Linked DNA regions of Homo sapiens: region 1 is linked to region 2. A link is a loop called in an ENCODE intact Hi-C map of the cell type or tissue named here. Cell type or tissue: PC-3. All regions are shown on one strand. Links, peaks and the distances in the headings refer to the core of each region. The heading gives the core; the rest is flanking DNA.

What was found. Peaks named below come from ENCODE experiments on the same cell type or tissue, not always from the same donor. Only the 100,000 strongest peaks of a DNase experiment are listed, where the experiment ranks them.
Region 1: a loop joins it to region 2, with 6 times the contacts of the local background. A loop is called at or near these places in 19 of 110 quality-filtered maps.

The regions. Positions count from the first base shown.
Region 1 is chr14:58,496,564-58,504,989 of GRCh38, reverse strand. KIAA0586 reads right to left here. Exons shown (of 31, transcript NM_001329943.3): 27 at 6,030-6,207. Among named protein-coding and RNA genes, the nearest start is that of KIAA0586, 73 kb to the right of the region's middle. RefSeq lists a silencer at 3,445-3,739. In PC-3, for the core only: CTCF peaks have their summits at 3,377 and 3,579 (motif pointing left); a DNase peak (open chromatin) is centred at 3,569.
Region 2 is chr14:59,023,358-59,031,783 of GRCh38, reverse strand. No RefSeq gene overlaps it. Among named protein-coding and RNA genes, the nearest start is that of DAAM1, 160 kb to the left of the region's middle. RefSeq lists a silencer at 3,003-3,052. In PC-3, for the core only: a CTCF peak has its summit at 3,026 (motif pointing left); DNase peaks (open chromatin) are centred at 3,133 and 5,003; H3K4me3 peaks cover 352 bases; H3K27ac peaks cover 344 bases; H3K27me3 peaks cover 528 bases.

The DNA of each region.
Region 1 (8,426 bases), core at 1,381-6,380, 530 kb after region 2:
TAACAGATATTTACTATGTTCTGTATACTATATAACCTGCTAGGTGACAGGGATATGAGAGTACACAAGATAAAGTCCGTACCCTCACATGAGATTAATATCAGTGTGATAAGAGCAACATTAGGCAGGTGACATTAGAGAATTATAGAGAGTACACATGACAGGTATTTAACCCAGTGATAAGGGTCAGGAAAGGATTCCCTGACAGCAATCATAACAGTGCTGAATTTGCTGTGTCTTCTAACAAGCAGGCTCATTGAGTGTGGGTGTCTTACCTGTATAATGCAAGTTAGACCTTTAAAAGAGGGATATTTAAAATATTATTTCATTCAAGTCAAATTTAATTTAATTAATCATAACTAGAAATCCCTAATTTTACTTTCCTAGAATTTTGTTATAGTGGAAAGCAACCATGGCAGACTTTTAGAGAAGACTAAGTTTGCCTAAAATTGCCAGTCCAGCAAGAGTTTTTGGTCCGGCATATCTAATGGATTTTTTTCATTTGTATGAAAGTCAAAGGCATCACAAATTCAGTATGTATAAACCCCATTCAATCTCTTTCCTCCTAATTCTGTCCTTCCTCCATATTCGCTCTCTCTCAGTGACTGAGATGACCATCTATCCAATAATTCTAGACAGAAACCTAGGGATTTCTTAGACTTTCTGCTTCTTTTGTACTGCTCACATTCAAATGAATTCCTGTCCATCTCCTTAATTCTCTCTCAAATCTCCCTTTTTATATATCCTCATTACTGAATAATGTCTCATCAGGTCAACTTTAATGGTTGTCTAATCAGGCTCCTTGCCTCCAGTCTTAACTCTTCCAATCTATCCATCACATTGCATCTCAGATGATCTTGCTAAATAAAAGGTAAATATGATCACATCACTCATTTACTTACAATCTTTAACAGACTGATGAATATCACACAACATTCAGAACTGACAGAAACTTAAGGCTGAATTGTTCATGGGAATAAGTATAAAGTAAAAAGTAAGACTGTTATTATTTCCCATTTTGTATACAAAGCGATCCTTACTGTACTCCTTAATAGATAATCCAGGGCTTTTCATGACCTGGTTTCTGCTCCCTGCTGCAATTTCACTGCATCTTAAGCTCTAATTCTTTGACAAAAACACTGCATTTCCACGATTAACCCTTGCTTTTTTTTTTTTTTTGCCTTTGTCCCCTGTCTCATTGCATATTCTGTCTGAAAGGTCCCTCCTCACTCACCACATGGCAAGCATTTATTCATCTTTGAGGAGTCACTTCAAGCAAGACTTCCCTCATCTATGAAGTCTTTCCTGAATCCCTTCAACTACAATTGACCTGTACCTCCATCCTATACGGGCTTCTTCACAATAACTACAGTAATTTATTGCATGTTTTTGCTTTCTTATCTACTATGTCTACTAGAGAAAAAAAATCATTGTGAACAGGGCCTTACCAAGTTTCATATTCCTAGCACCTAGCACATGCTCAGCACATAGCAGGCACTCAAAAATATCTTCTGAATAAGTAAATGAACAAACTGGAATATTCTTATCATAATTTACCATCTGGCTAATTCCCTTAAGATTCAATTTCACATTGGATCTTGCAGAAAACCTTTTCTAAGCCCTCACAAATGAGTTAAGTTCCTCCTCTGCACTCCCACAGCCGTCTGTGTTGTACTAGTCACACAATATTATAATTGTTATTTATTTCTCCCACACTAGTTAGTAAATATCTTGAGAGCAGATATCTATCATCTTTGAATCTTGAGTGCTTAATGTAGTACTTACATAGTTCTAGGTATACAGTGGGTATTCAATACAGGTTTTTTGAGTAAATAAAAAGCTGTAGTTGGTAGTATATCCCAGGGTCCACAAATAATTCACTCAAATTACAGCTTACATTTTAGGTTTCCCAAGACAACTCCTCAAAGCCAATTTTGCAACTTTCAGTTACTCAACCCAACCTGAGAGCCTCAGGAATGGAGACAGTGATAGAGGACTACAGAAAATAGGACACTTCCTGAAAATTAGCAGGGGTGGGGAGGGGCAAAGTAAGAAGAGATGACCCTCTGTAAGCAAAGTTATTAAAAATCAAGACGAAAAGCAATACCAATCACTAGCATATATAGTTGATTCTCATCTATGGACCACAGTTATAGTCTGTGGTCACCAGGAGAAAATCTTGAAACAAGAGGAACAAATTAGTTTTCTATAGGCAAAGTCCTTTTAGTCAACTGTTGATAGTTTCTGATTCTATTAAGTACATATAAGATAGTACTTTTCATACTCCAAGCATTATTAAAGAGAACAACACCATGTGCCAAGCACTGAGCTTAGTACTTTACATGCATTGTCAAATACATGTACCTAATAACCATAATGAGATAGACACTATTACCTCCAAGATAGCCCCCAGTGATCCCTGCCCTCCTGGTATCTACACCTTTTAAAAGTCACCTCTTAAGTTGTTCCATGATTGGTCTGTGTTATCAATGGAATATGACAGAAGTGATGGCATGTCACTTTGGAGATTAGGTTATAAAAGACATTATCAGCTGGGCGCAGTGGCTCACACGTGTAATCCCAGCACTTTGGGAGGCTGTGGCGGGTGGATCACTTGAGGTCAGAAGTTTGAGACCTGCCTGGCCAACATGGCAAAACCCCGTCTCTACAAAAACATACAAAAATCAGCCAGGCGAGGTGGCGGCGTGCATCTGTAGTCCCAGCTACTCAGGAGGCTGAGGTAGGAGAATCACTTGAACCCAGGAGGCAGAGGTTGCAGTGAGCTGAGATCGCACCACTGCACTCCAGCCTGGGCAACAGAGCGAGACTCTGTCTCAAAAGAAAAGAAAAAAAAAAAGACATTATGGTTTCCATCTTGATTGCTTACTTTCTCTTGGGAGATGTCTGCTACCACATCATTCACGGCCCTATGGACTGGTTAACATGGTGAGGAAGTGAAGCCTCTTGCTAAATCCATGTGAGTGAACTTGGAAAGTGGATCCTTCAACCCTAGTCAAGCCTTCAGATGACCTCAGTCCAAGCCATCACCTTGACTGCCACATCAGGAGAGATCCTGAAAACCACCCAGGTAAGCCACTACCGGATTTGTGACTTTCAGAGTTCTGTGAAATAATAAATGTTTGCTGCCTTCAGCTGTTAAATGTGGGGTAATTTCGTACATAGCAATATTATCCCCACTTGACACATAAAGAAATTTGGGTTCAGGAACATTAAGTTATTTGACCAAAGATACATAGAGCTGGAATTCAAACCCATTTCTGAAACTCTCAAAGCCTAAACTCTTAGCTATTCTGCTATACTGCCTTACATATGTGTTCAATCTTATGTTATACCATATTACTTATTTTTTCCAATTAAATACCTACAATGTACCTAAGATTAAAAATGCACTGTACTATAGGTAATCTGCTAGGGTTACCAGATATTTAAAAAGGACTGAAGAGGCTATCTCCTCAGGGAGTTTATTCTGTAACATTTCAACTAAGTACCTAGTTGCTCTCAGATACCTAGTAGCTCTTAAGTACCTAGCAGTTCAAGTGATCTGCGAGAGCCACCTAGTGTTAACTCTGTTTAACTGCATTCTGCAAATTTAGCTGGACATAAATGTAAGTCACATTTCATGCCATTTGAATCCTACAAATTTTAAAGAATGTAAAACATTTAATACTCTCATTATGTGTACAAAATGAGAAATAAGGCCAATCTTTACATTTATTCACATGGGAAATTCAGTCTCGGAATTCTCCCAATTCTGAATGATACAAGGTGTTCACTCAATATGAAACTAAATACTTCAGGCTTTTCCTTTTCTGATTTCTGGCAAATCTGCATGCCTCCAGAAGTTTCTTTTCACTTAAGAGAAAGAAACAATGGGCATTTAAAAATCAATAATAAGAATATAGCAGATCCTCATTTATTTGTAAATTACATATTTGCAAATTTATCTACTCGCTAAAACGTATTTATAACCCCCCAAATCAATACTTGCAGCACCTTTGTGGTCATTTGTGGACATGTACAGAGTGGTGAAAAACTTAAATTACCTAACATGCATTTTTCCAGTTGATGCTGAACAACGATACATTCCACCTTATTCCAGCTCTCATACTGTAAACAAGTGACCTTTTCACAGTATACGTAAAGCTGTTTTTCAGATTTCATCCCCTTTTTTTTGGTGATTTCACTGTTTAAAATGGCCCCTTAGTGCTGAAGTACTGTCTAGTGTTTCTTTTCTTTTTTTTTTTTTTGAGGCAGAGACTCGCTCTTGCTGCCCAGGCTGGAGTGCAGTGGCGTGATTTCGGCTCACTGCAACCTCTGCCCTCTGCCCTCTGAGCCTCCCGGGTTCAAGCAATTCTTCTGCCTCAGCTTCCCAAGTAGCTGAGATTACAGGCATCTGCCACTATGCCCGGCTAATTTTTGCATTTTTAGTAGAGATGAGGTTTCACCATGTTGGCCAGGCTGGTCTTAAACTCCTGACCTCAGGTGATCTGCCACCTTGGCCTCCCAAAGTGCTGGATTACAGGCGTGAGCCACTGCATCTGGCCTGTCTAGTGTTTCTAAGCACAAAAAGGCTCCGCTGTGTCTTATGGAGAAAATATACATGTTAGATAGGCTTCCTTCAGGCACAAGTTATACTGCTGGATAGTTCAATGGCTGTGAGTTCAATATTAATGAATCCAAAATATATATTAAATAAGACTTCTTTAAACAGAAACATAAATAAAACCAGATTATGTATTGATCAGTTGATAAAAATGTTATGACCAGAGGCTCACAGAAACCTAATCCTGTATTTCCCCTAGGAGTAATGGTTCAATACTTGTTAATATGTTTGTGGTGACCACAGAATATAACAATGGTCCATAGATGAGAGTCAACTATATATGCTAGTGATTGGTATTCTCTATTCTATCCTTATTTCCAGTGTGTCACAACAGAAAGTTTATTTAAATTCTAAAATAGTCCTGAATGCAGAGTGCTACTGAAATTCATATAGCATAAAGAATAAATGTCTACAGTATTATCTAATTTAACCTTGTCCTAAAGATCTGTTATGTCAATTTTCATGGATTCGTTATATTTTTCTAGTACATATTACAATAAATGCATCGGCTGGGCATGGTGGCTCATGCCTGTAATCCCAGCACTTTGGGAGGCCAAGGTGGGCAGATCACCTGAGGTCAGGAGTTCGAGACCAGCCTGGCCAACATAGTGAAACCCTGTCTCTAATAAAAATACAAAAATTAGCTGGGCATGGTGGCAGGCGCCTGTAATCCCAGCTACTCGGGAGGCTGAGGCAGGAGAATAGCTTGAACCCAGGAGGCAGGGGTTGCAGTGAGCCGAGATTGTGCCATTGCATTCCACCCTGGGCGACAAAGCAAGACTCCGTCTCCAAAAAAATAAAATAAAATAAAATAGGCTAGGCGCGGTGGCTCACACCTGTAATTCCAGCACTTTGGGAGGCCATGGAGGGCGGATCACGAGGTCAGGAGATCGAGACCATCCTGACTAACATGGTGAAACCCCATCTCTACTAAAAATACAAAAAATTAGCCAGGCGTGGTGGTGGGCTCCTGTAGTCCCAGCTGCTCGGGAGGCTGAGGCAGGAGAATGGGGTGAACTCGGGAGGCAGAGCTTGCAGTGGGCCGAGATTGTGTCACTGCACTCCAGCCTGAGTGACAGAGCAAGACTCCGTCTCTAAATAAATAAATAGAATGAAATAAAATAAAAGTATCACAGTTAAAAAGTTTTAAGTGTATGTATGTGTATTACCAAAATTAATTCACATACCACCCAAAGGTTCATGTACCAACACTGATATATGAATCACATTTGGGGAAACACTGCTATATATACTATAAAAAAAGTTATCACCAAACTTTCCAATTATTAAAATCCCTTTTAATAAAGAAATTTTGCAAGCCCCTATCTGAAAATAGGTATACTTTCCTCAACTCAGATTAGGGATACTACTATGACACATCAAGAAAAAATATTTTGGTGTCTACCTGAAACTGTGTCAAATTGCCGAGATAATGGTTTAGGATCACATTGTTGATCCAAAGACTGTGTATTAGTGACAGGTGGCTGCATATAGAGAGAATGTCCCATTAAGATGTTCTCTGCTGCCGCTGTTAGCTGGGGTCTTTGTCCTTCACTAAGTTCACCCACACTGTTTTCCAAGTCCTTTAAAAAGCAGAAACAATTGTTAAAACCATTATATTAAAATCAAGTCAAAACAGGAAATCTTTGCCAAATATCATGAACAATACCCTTTGACTCCTTGGAAGGTATTTTACAAACTGCCTTCTATGCCACATATACATTACATGCAAGAAAAGTTCAAGAAGTTAGTCTAATAAGCCTCGTGATAGGCTTTGTTTTCAATATAATAATTTCATATATTTTATGAAATTAACCAGTTTTTCAAGCACCAATTAAATAGCAATAAAATACATAAGAAAAATTATATTACAATTTAAAACACTCAATGGGGCCAGCACGGTGGCTCATGCCTATAATCCTAGCACTTTAGGAGGCCGAGGCAGGTGGATCACTTGAACTCAGGAGTTCAAGACCAGCCTAGGCAACATGGCGAAACCCTGTCTCGACAAAAAATACAAAAATTAGCTGGGCATCACAGCACACACCTGTAGTCCCATTTACTTAAGGGGCTGAGGCAGGAGGCTAGCTTGAACCCAGGAGGCAGAGGCTGCAGTGAGCGAGACTGCACGACTGTACTCCAGCATGGGTGATACAGTGAGACCCTGTGTCAAAAAAAACACAAAAAATCAGCTGGGCACGGTGGCTCATGCCTGTAATACCAGCACTTTGGGAGGCCGAGGCGGCGGATCACAAGGTCAGGAGATCAAGACCATCCAGGCCAACATGGTGAAACCCCGTCTGTACTAAAAATACAAAAAATTAGCTGGGCATGGTGGCAGGCACCTGTAGTCCCAGCTACTCGGGAGGCTGAGGCAGGAGAATGGTGTGAACCCGGGAGGTGGAGCTTGCAGTGAGCTGAGATTGCACCACTGCACTCCAGCCTGGGTGACAGAGCGAGACTCTGTCTCAAAAAAAAAAAAAAAAAAAAAAAAATCAAAACCACTAAATGCTGGTATGCATTACACATTGTTCATACAGCTTAAAATGGGAATAACAGAAAATTTCTCTCATTCTTCATGAATAAAAATTGCCTAAAGTTTGTTAGTGTAAACTTTACAATAAACAATTGATGAGGAGAATAATATACTTTAAACAGCATAAAGGTTACCCCATATATCAATAATAAGATTTTTATAAAAGTATAGAGGCCTGGCGTGGTGGCTCACACCACCCAGCACTTTGGGAGGTCAAGGCGGGCAGATCGCAAGGTCAGGAGTTTGAGACCAGCCTGGCCAATATGGTGAAACCCCGTCTCTACTAAAAAAAAAGTACAAAAATTAGCCAGGCGTGGTGGCGGGTGCCTGTAGTCCCAGCTACCTGGGAGGCTGAGGCAGGAAAATCACTTGAAACCAGGAGGCAGAGGCTGCAGTGAGCCGAGACTGAGCCACTGAACTCCAGCCTGGGCGACAGAGTGATACTCTGTCTCAAAAAAAAAAAAAAGTATACAGATTATAGAAGAATACTTTAGTCATATTTAATAATGTTATTTTCCTTGGGAAAAATAAAAAATACAAAAAGCACAAAAATCGTTGGCTGGGCATGGTGGGTCACGCCTGTAATCTCAGCACTTTGGGAGGCCGAGGTGGGTGGATCACCTGAAGTCAGGAGTTCCAGACAATCCTGATCAACATGGCAAAAACCCATCTCTACTAAAAATACAAAATTAGCGGGCATGGTAGTGCATGCCTGTAACCCCAGCTACTCGAGAGGCTGAAGCAGAAGAATCACTTGAACCCAGGAGGTGGAGGTTGTGGTGAGCCGAGATCCCGCCACTGCATTCCTGCCTGGGCAACAAAAGCGAAACTCCGTCTCAAAAAAAAAAAAAAAATTGTTTTAAATGAAATCTATGAAATAAATGAACAAATGAAAAAATATAAGACTCCTATTTTCTTTCTGTATTAAAAAATTATATATCCTAATCACTAGTACATTTTATGACTTGAGATATTCTAATTAATGAATTTACTAATTAAGAACTGAAGCAAAATTCCAATTATCTGAAAGCTCCCATGTTTCTCATTTAAAAGGGGTTTAATTTCAACCAACAAGTGTTTTTTTTAACTAGACTATATGAAGAAATCACTGCTGAAACACCTTTGATGATTCCATTGACTATAAAATAAAATCTAAACTTCTTAGCTCAACATTCAAGATTCTCTTCAATTTGCCTTCATTCTCCTATGTACATCTCTATCTCTCCTTATTCCCTTAGCCTGACTCTTCTTTAGGAATACTGATTG
Region 2 (8,426 bases), core at 1,095-6,094:
TCCTGTAATACCCGGAAGTCTCAGGATGATTGACCTTTATCTCATTCAGGAGGTTGGTCCCTGATTCCCATTCCCAGTCATTGCTACATGCATCCAAGGTGCTCCATGTCAAATCTGTCTGGGGCTCCCAATTTACAATGCTTGAATACACAGCTCCTTCACCTGAAGGACCAGGTGAAGTTCTACTATTCCCTGCATCACCCAGAACAACTTGTGCAGATAATGGATGTTGCCTACCCAAAAGCCATTCCCCTTTCCTACTCTCTTGCTAGTATATAATCCTACCTGATAGAGAACAATGGGAAATATATCAGGGGCTTCAGGAAAAGGTTTTTCTTAGTAAGAAGAAATGCATGGGAGGAAAAACAACTTTCCATACACATTGAATGTGGTCAAATCTCCAAGTGATGCCTGGAACTACTGCCACCATTATGAGACAATGAGGGGAGAGGTTGTCAACATGCTGAGAATGGTGAGAGAAAAGACTGGAAGGATCTGGCTTCATTGCGCATATTAGTTTGCTGAACCAAATCTGGAACCACTGTGCCTCTGAGCTTCTCATGGAAAGTAATATACTTATTACCTATGCCAATTTTAGCTGGGTATTGTGTCATTCATAGGCAAAGGCATCCTAACTGGGACATACTGTCTCTATGGGAAGGTTCACAATTGCAGGGGTCAACCGCTAACCCCAGCTCTTTTCCACCCTCATGGTGATTTTATTTACGGGCCTCAATCACATTTTACTGCTACTTAGTTAAGCCACCATAATTCTCCCCAACAAGTTTCAGTAGCTATGAATTACTGATAGGAGTCAGATTCTTGTTCCTCACCTCCCACCAAATGTTTGGACTCATGCAAATTTGCCTACAAATTCCTAAGCAACTGTCAAGTTCATTGTCTTGGTCCATTTTGTATTGCTGTGCAGGAATATCCGAGGATGGGTAATTTGTAAATAAAAAGGGACTATTTGGCTCACAGTCCTGATGGCTGAAAAAGTTTGAGATTGGGCATCTGCATCTGGTGAAGGCCTCAGGCTGTTTCTACTCATGGTGGAAGGTGAAGGGAAACTGACTTGTGCAGAGATCACAGGTTTGCAGAGAAAGGAAGCAAGAGAGAGAGAGGTGAGGTGCCAGGCTCTTTTCAACAACCAGCTGTCATGGAAACTAATAGAGTGAGAACTCACTCGCCCCAGAGGGAGGGCATTAATCTGTTCATGAGGGATTCACCCCCTGACCCAAACACCTTCCATTGTGCCCCACCTCCAACATTGAGGATCAAATTCAAACAAGAGATTTGGTGGGGACAAACAAACCATATCCAAACTACAGCATTCATTATGTCAAATTTTCTTACAGAATAAAAATGCAAAAGTTCTCTTCACTGTGCATCTGCTACACAATAACTTCATAATTATAGAAGCAAAGTATGCTCATATAAAGAACTAGAAAATACGAAAAGATGAAAAGACAAGAATTTCAATATACCATCCAGAAACATGTTCACTTTGAACATGTTCACATGTATTTTTCTTTTGAATCTTACGCAATTGAAATCATACTGCACCTACTATTTTGTATCCTGATTTATTCACTTAACATTATATTGTTTTTCATTTTGCATTACTATTTTTCAAAAATCACGATGTTTAATTTTGGAAAATATCCTATTATGAGGATGTACCCAAATATATTTAATCATTCTGTTATATAAAAAGAAGATATATAATATAGATGTTAAATCTATGGGTTCTGGAACCAAAATCCCCACTCCAATTTGTATTAGATGTGTGACCTTCAGCAAGTTGCTTAACCTTTTGGAGGCATGGCTTTCTCATCTCCAAAATGGGTATAGTAATAACACCTACCTGCTAGGCTTGTTGTGAGAAACAAGTAAGAGGGCTTAGTAGGATCTGGTACAAAGTTAATATTCAATAAAGATTTGTTATTGTTATTATTATTATAAAAATGTGAGGTTATTTTCCATTTTCTCAAACGTAAATAGGACATCCATTCCTCAAAACATCCTTGAACATACATCACTTTTTGCATCTGATTAATTTTTGGAATCATTTCCTAGAAAGGGAATTCTTGGTTAATGCCTATTTTATTTTGATAATTTATCAGATTTTTATAAAGATGAAAAAGCAAATTCAAGCCTCAAGGGGAAAGGGTGAAAAGAATACATTCCCTGAACAAAATAAGTATTTTCCTACTCACTGTCCCAACATTATAGGGCAGATTCACCCATATCCTTAAAAGTTGAGCTTTCTATCCTTAAATTGAAGTAAAGAAGTTCATCCATAGGTCAAAATTAGCTCTTAACATAATGACAGGTCTGTTTTGGGCACTACTTAGATGGCATGCTGGAATGGTATTTTCTTTTTCAGTAATAGATTCTCACTTTCCTTTTTGAAAAGAAATGTGATTAAGCAAAAATCTATGCTCTTTTATTCATACAATTATTAAAAACTCATGGGAGCACAAGAAGTGGCTAAGAGGGTCCTTTCTGGAGGGACCCTCATTGTAGCTCCCCAGGTATAATTTTAATGAGCAATTAAGGAGTCTCGTCAATCAATTGTCAATTTCCTCAGATACACTTTTCATTCATTCTACATTCTGATTGAGGTTGTTAGCATATCTTTAGCTGCCTGCTTGCCACTACTTCTAAGAAAGGCCACAGCCTCTGTCCTGAATTCTTAGTTACTGGTCCATGAATACTCTACCCATGATGGCAGACAATGAGAAAATAATGAAAGGAAGAATGCACCTTCTGTCTTCCCTGCTCAGAAAATCCCTTCACCAGACTCACTTCTCCTACCTAATCCTTTGAATCTTTAGATTGCATATAAACATTGTTTTGGGTTCAGTTTAATGGCATAAGAGCCATTAAGAAATACTCCACTAACTTCCAGCGGTTTGAAGTCTAGATTCTGTGACAGATTGATATGTTTTAAAATGCACCCTTCCTGAAAGGACGCTCTGTAACTTACGTCTGTGCCACTTGCTTCTGCTGCCCTCCTGTGGCTTCCCGGGGTCCTAACAACGTGTGCAGCCTTTTGTCCAGCTGCCCAGTCTCACCCTTTGTCATCTGTTTTCTCTGCTGTTTATTCTCCTCTTTACCCTCATCTGTGATAGCTGTAGGAATTCAGGCCCTCAGTGACTCATCCAGATTTATGGCTCCAATTTGCCCCCAGGATTGCAATGTTATGCTCTGCTAGACTCTATTCCCTTCCAGCATTGGTGCTCCTCATGTGTGACTAAATGCTCTTTCTTCTTTGATAGGAAGTGTATATTCTAAGTAATGGTGCATTCAGTTAAGTGATTATTTGTTTAAAAATTATATTCTCAATCCTCGCTTATAATATGCCACTTCATCAGGCGCCAATGATCAGGCTGGGCACATGTGTTAGCAAAGCTTGGCTTGTTCACTGTGTGTATTACAGGCATTTGCAGGGAGATTTTTCGCAGGAGCCTTTGTCTTTTATTTTTTACTTTTCTCACCATGCAGTCAAATATGCCTTTTCTTAGTTCAGCGAGCCTTGTTAAGTTTGATCTACAATCTAGGGAAGACTTCTAATTCAGAGTAATTTGCCAAGATGAAAGACCTGATCTGCTTTAAGAGAAATTAATCATTTCCCTTTGCCTGGAACTTTCTCAAGTTTTGAGGAATGATTTTGTCTCCTTTCTGCATGGAAACATTCTTTTAAAATTTTTAAATATTTTAATTTCATTGCAAGACAATAGTAAGTGGGGTAAGACTGAGGTCTAGCATTAAGAACAGTTATCTACTCATTGTCTTTTAACACATCAGTACTTTTTAAAGAATGCAGGTAAATGATACTAGGTCCTGGATATATGACATATACTAGTGATTTATTTATTTTAATTAATTAATTTATTATTATTATTTTGAGACAGAGTTCACTCTGTCACCCAGGCTATAATGCAGTGGCGCGATTTCGGCTCTCTGTAGCCTCTGCCTCCCTGCTTCAAGTGGCTCTCATGCTTCAGCTTCCCGAGTGACTGTGATTATGGGTGCCCGCCACCACGTCTGGCTAATTTTTGTATTTTTTGGTAGAGATGGGTTTTTGCCATGTTGGCCAGGCTGGTCTTGAACTCCTGACCTCAGGTGATCTGCCTGTCTCAGCTTCCCAAAGTGCTGGGATTACAGGCATGAGCCACCGCCCCCGGCCTATACTAATGATTTAGATATTAGGACGAGTATGACCTCTAGTGCTCTCTACCTTTGTGACCAGGTCACTCAACCTCACAGCATCTCACTTTATTCATCTTTAAAATAGACATTATAATACATATTTTGCAGGGTTGTTATGACAAACCGATGTGACATTTTACACACTGTAAATCAAGATATAAATATAAAATATTATTATGTATGCCCTTTTTTGGGGGGAAATAAAGGAATACAGCATCAAAACAACCAACCAACAAAGATGCTTCTCTAATGGGCCCTTTATAAAACTTAGCTAGTAGCAGATAATTCAGAAAAATAAATTGTATTCTAAAGATAGTTTCTTCTATTGACCTATCTTAAATATGAGAACTTTTTTTTCTTTATTTCTTCTAAAACAAAAAAACCATGATACATGTGCAGAACGTGCAGGTTTGTTACATAGGTATACGTGTGCCACGGTGGTTTGCTGCACCTATTGACCTGTCCTCTACGTTCCCTCCCCTCACCCCCTACTCCTCAAAAGGCCCTGGTGTGTGTTGTTTCCCACTCTGTCCATGTGTTCTCAATGTTCAGCTCCCACTTATGGTGAGAACATGCGGTGTTTGGCTTTCTGTTCCTGTGTTAGTTTGCTGAAGATGATGGCTTCCAGCTTCATCCATGTCCCTGCAAAGAACATGATCTCATTCCTTTTTATGGCTGCATAGTATTCCATGATGTATATGTACCACACTTCCTTTATCCAGTCTATCATTAATGGGCATTTGGGTTGGTTCCATGTGTTTGCTATTGTAAATAATGCTGCAATAAACATATGTCTTTATAGTAGAATGATTCATACTCCTTTGGGTATATGCCCAGTAATGAGATTGCTGGATCAAATGGTATTTCTGGTTCTAGATCCTTGAGTAATTGGCATAATGTCTTCCATAATGAGAAGACAGAAAATATGAGAACATTTGTAGTGTATATAATTTACAGTTTCTACTATTAAAGCAAAACCTCCTAGCACAGATAGACCTTAGGTTGTAATTCACAAAACAATGAACTTGCATTTGGGGGAGAAAATAGGACAATTCCAAACTTAGATATTTTCGTAAGTGATTCTGGCCAGTTCCTGAGTCCAGTTGATTTTAAGGCACAAGATTGACCTGAAACAGTCAAAATGGTCACCTTACAAGAGAAATAGAGAAAACATAGCAGAAAATGCACGAGCATCATTAACAAATTCCTCTACGTGACTTCAAAGACACATTCAGGGAAGGCTACCCCCACTGAGGAATTGCTTTCCCAAGTCCTGTTGCTGCTGGCTTCAATGTGGGGCCACCTCATTTCATTAGCCTTCATTCTGCACAGCTGCCAACCATTACTTCCTCCCTTGGATCTTAGGAAGTCTTAACTGTCATTTCAAGAGTCAGATTATATAATAGTTTAACTGAAACATTGTAGTTGTTTTTGGCACAATGACCTATGTCAGATAAATTTTTAAAATAAGTAGAACACCTTTTTATTTAAAATTTGTTGATTTAGGAAGTATTTGTATAGGTTCGTTACATGGGTCTACTGAATGATGCTGAGGTTTGGGCTTCTAATGTTCTTGACACACAAGTAGTGAACATAGTACCCAATGGGCAGGTTTTCAACACGTGTTCCCCTTCCTCCCTCCCTGCTTTTTGGAATCCTCAGTGTTTATTGTTCGCATCTTTGTGTCTATGTCTACCCAATGTTTAGCTCTCTCTTAGAAGTGGGAACGTGTGGTATTTGGTTTTCTGTTTCTGTGTTAATTCACTTAGAATAATGGCCTCCAGCTGCATTTATGTTGCTGCAAAGGATATGATATCATTCTTTGTTATGGCTGAGTTGTATTCCATGGTGTATATGTGCCACATTTTCTTTATCCAATCCACTATTCATAGGCACCTGGTAGAGCCCCCTTTTAAAACCAAACCCCACATGGAATTCCAGTTTATAAAAGAGTTCAGAGAGGGAACTACTCCACTTGAAGGAGGGGTTGGGAAAGTGTCTAAAATATCTGAGATCCTCTTTCACCCCTTCTTCCAATCCTCTGGTAGTGGCTCCCCAGCCACCTCCAAAGATCTTTAAGACTCTAGGCAGCACAAACTGAAAAAAAGTAATCTATGCCAATATAACAATTGATTTTCTAAATAAGAAACTAGAACAAAATTCTACAATAATTAAAGGATTAGCTAGCAATGAAAGAAACCAGATCAGTCTTGAGAGAGAAGATTCCTGAGAAAAGAAGCAAAGGAACTGTCTGGAATCACGGTCATGTTCTGTATCTTGACAGGCGTATGGGTCATACAGGTGTAAGCTGTTGTCAAAACTAAAGTGTACAGTTAGGATCTATGATCTCACCATACATAACATAAAATAAAATAACTGAAGGCCAGATCCAGCTGAAATCCTGTTGGTCTCCAGATAAATACTGACTCATATTCACTTAACTAAAAAGATGCCCTGTGGCTTGAGTTTGTTTCATCTATAAAGATCAAGCACATGTTTATGGAGCATCACCTATTTTCGGCTATAATTCCAAATTAAGTAACACAATTCAACAACATTAGCTCAATGGTTGCAAGGTATATCATTGTTCAACTTATAGTCCCAATTTATCTTTGATAGCGATGCAGAAAGAACAAACTGCCCATATTAAATCAATCAATACTTCGTACCATGATCAGGAGACTAAGTACCATAATACCATGGACACCATTCCCAGAAAAATGACTCCGTAAAACAGCTGAGTTTCAGGTCAAAGTAAAGTGTTAATTCTCAACTGGAACTAAGAGTTAAGAATTTCATCCCCAAACAGTGGCTCATATAGTTTTTGATTCTTTACACACCATCATGATTTTGATCAAATCTAAAGATTTTCCCTTTAGATGTGTGTGCATGCATACACAAATACACATGCACACACTGCAAATATTGCAGGCATATTCAGAGGCTAATACTGCCCGAAGCCTATCCATGGATTCCAGGTAAAGAATCTGCACTCAAAATCTTTTCTCAGCTGCAGAAAATCTCATTTGAGACTAATCACTATAGTGTGGTAGAATAATAAAGAAAATTTCGCAGGGGCCATGAGTTAATGTTGTATTTCTGAGGTAGTTGGGTTTTTTTATTGTTGAGAAATTAGTTTTCTTCAAATTGGCTCACATTAAAATAATATCTAAGATATGTGCAGCATTGTTTGGTTTTCAGAGCACTGGCATATAATGCCATAAGACTTACTTCAGGAATTTTATATAATAGACATCCACTGAATTAAAATTTAAAGTCCTGTGTCTCACCCAGCAATTCTAGAAGGTTTCAACTTCATTTGTGGATAGGAAAACTCAAGTACAGAGTACCCAATATGAGCTGGCTAGTCAGCATCAGACTAAAAAGACTGAATCCTTGTTCCAGCAACAGCCCCTTTCTTTTGGCTATGTTGCCAACCAAATGTTTTAAATAAGTAAATAGCAACAAAACAATAATGATAGTTATTCACTCTGGACTGAGAATTTGGAGCCAGGATTTTAAATATGGGTTTACACTAAATGATAATCTTTAAAGATAATATGAGCATATTCTTTATCATCTGGCAATTGTCTTAAACTGAGATTGCTACTTCCTTCTCATTGTCCAAGTTTATATTTGTGCCTGCCACTGTGTTTGTACTGTGTGAAAGCCAAATAATTTCATGGCAGCCCACAAAAAAGAAAGGTTTCCAGAAGCTGAAATAGGGAAATGTAATGAGATCTATATTCACAGAGCACATAGTAGTTTGAGAAAGACGCTCAATGAATGCTGATGTTGATTGAACACTTAGTTCCAAAAATATCTTTCTTCTATAGTATCAATTTGGCAGGAAATATTATAATAAATATAAAGAAATTCTGCTTCCATATCGAGAAATAAATGGAGTAAATTCTCACTTGATGCAGATTTCACTTTTCTAAAAATACTAGCCTTAACATTAATCTTCACTAATTAACTAAAATTTTTATGTAAAAATTTCTTGTTTATAGGATTTTGATAAACTATAAGGTCCAACTAACTAACCTAAACTATCAAACAAATTTTTGAAGTTTGAAGTTTCATTTTGTGTAGCATATCTATGTGAGCAAGTCTTTTCTGTATTAGAAAGAGAAGCCAAAATGCTGCAGGGCGTAGAATCTGACATAAACCCTCATCATTTTAATGTTAAATTCAGCACCAGTTGATTT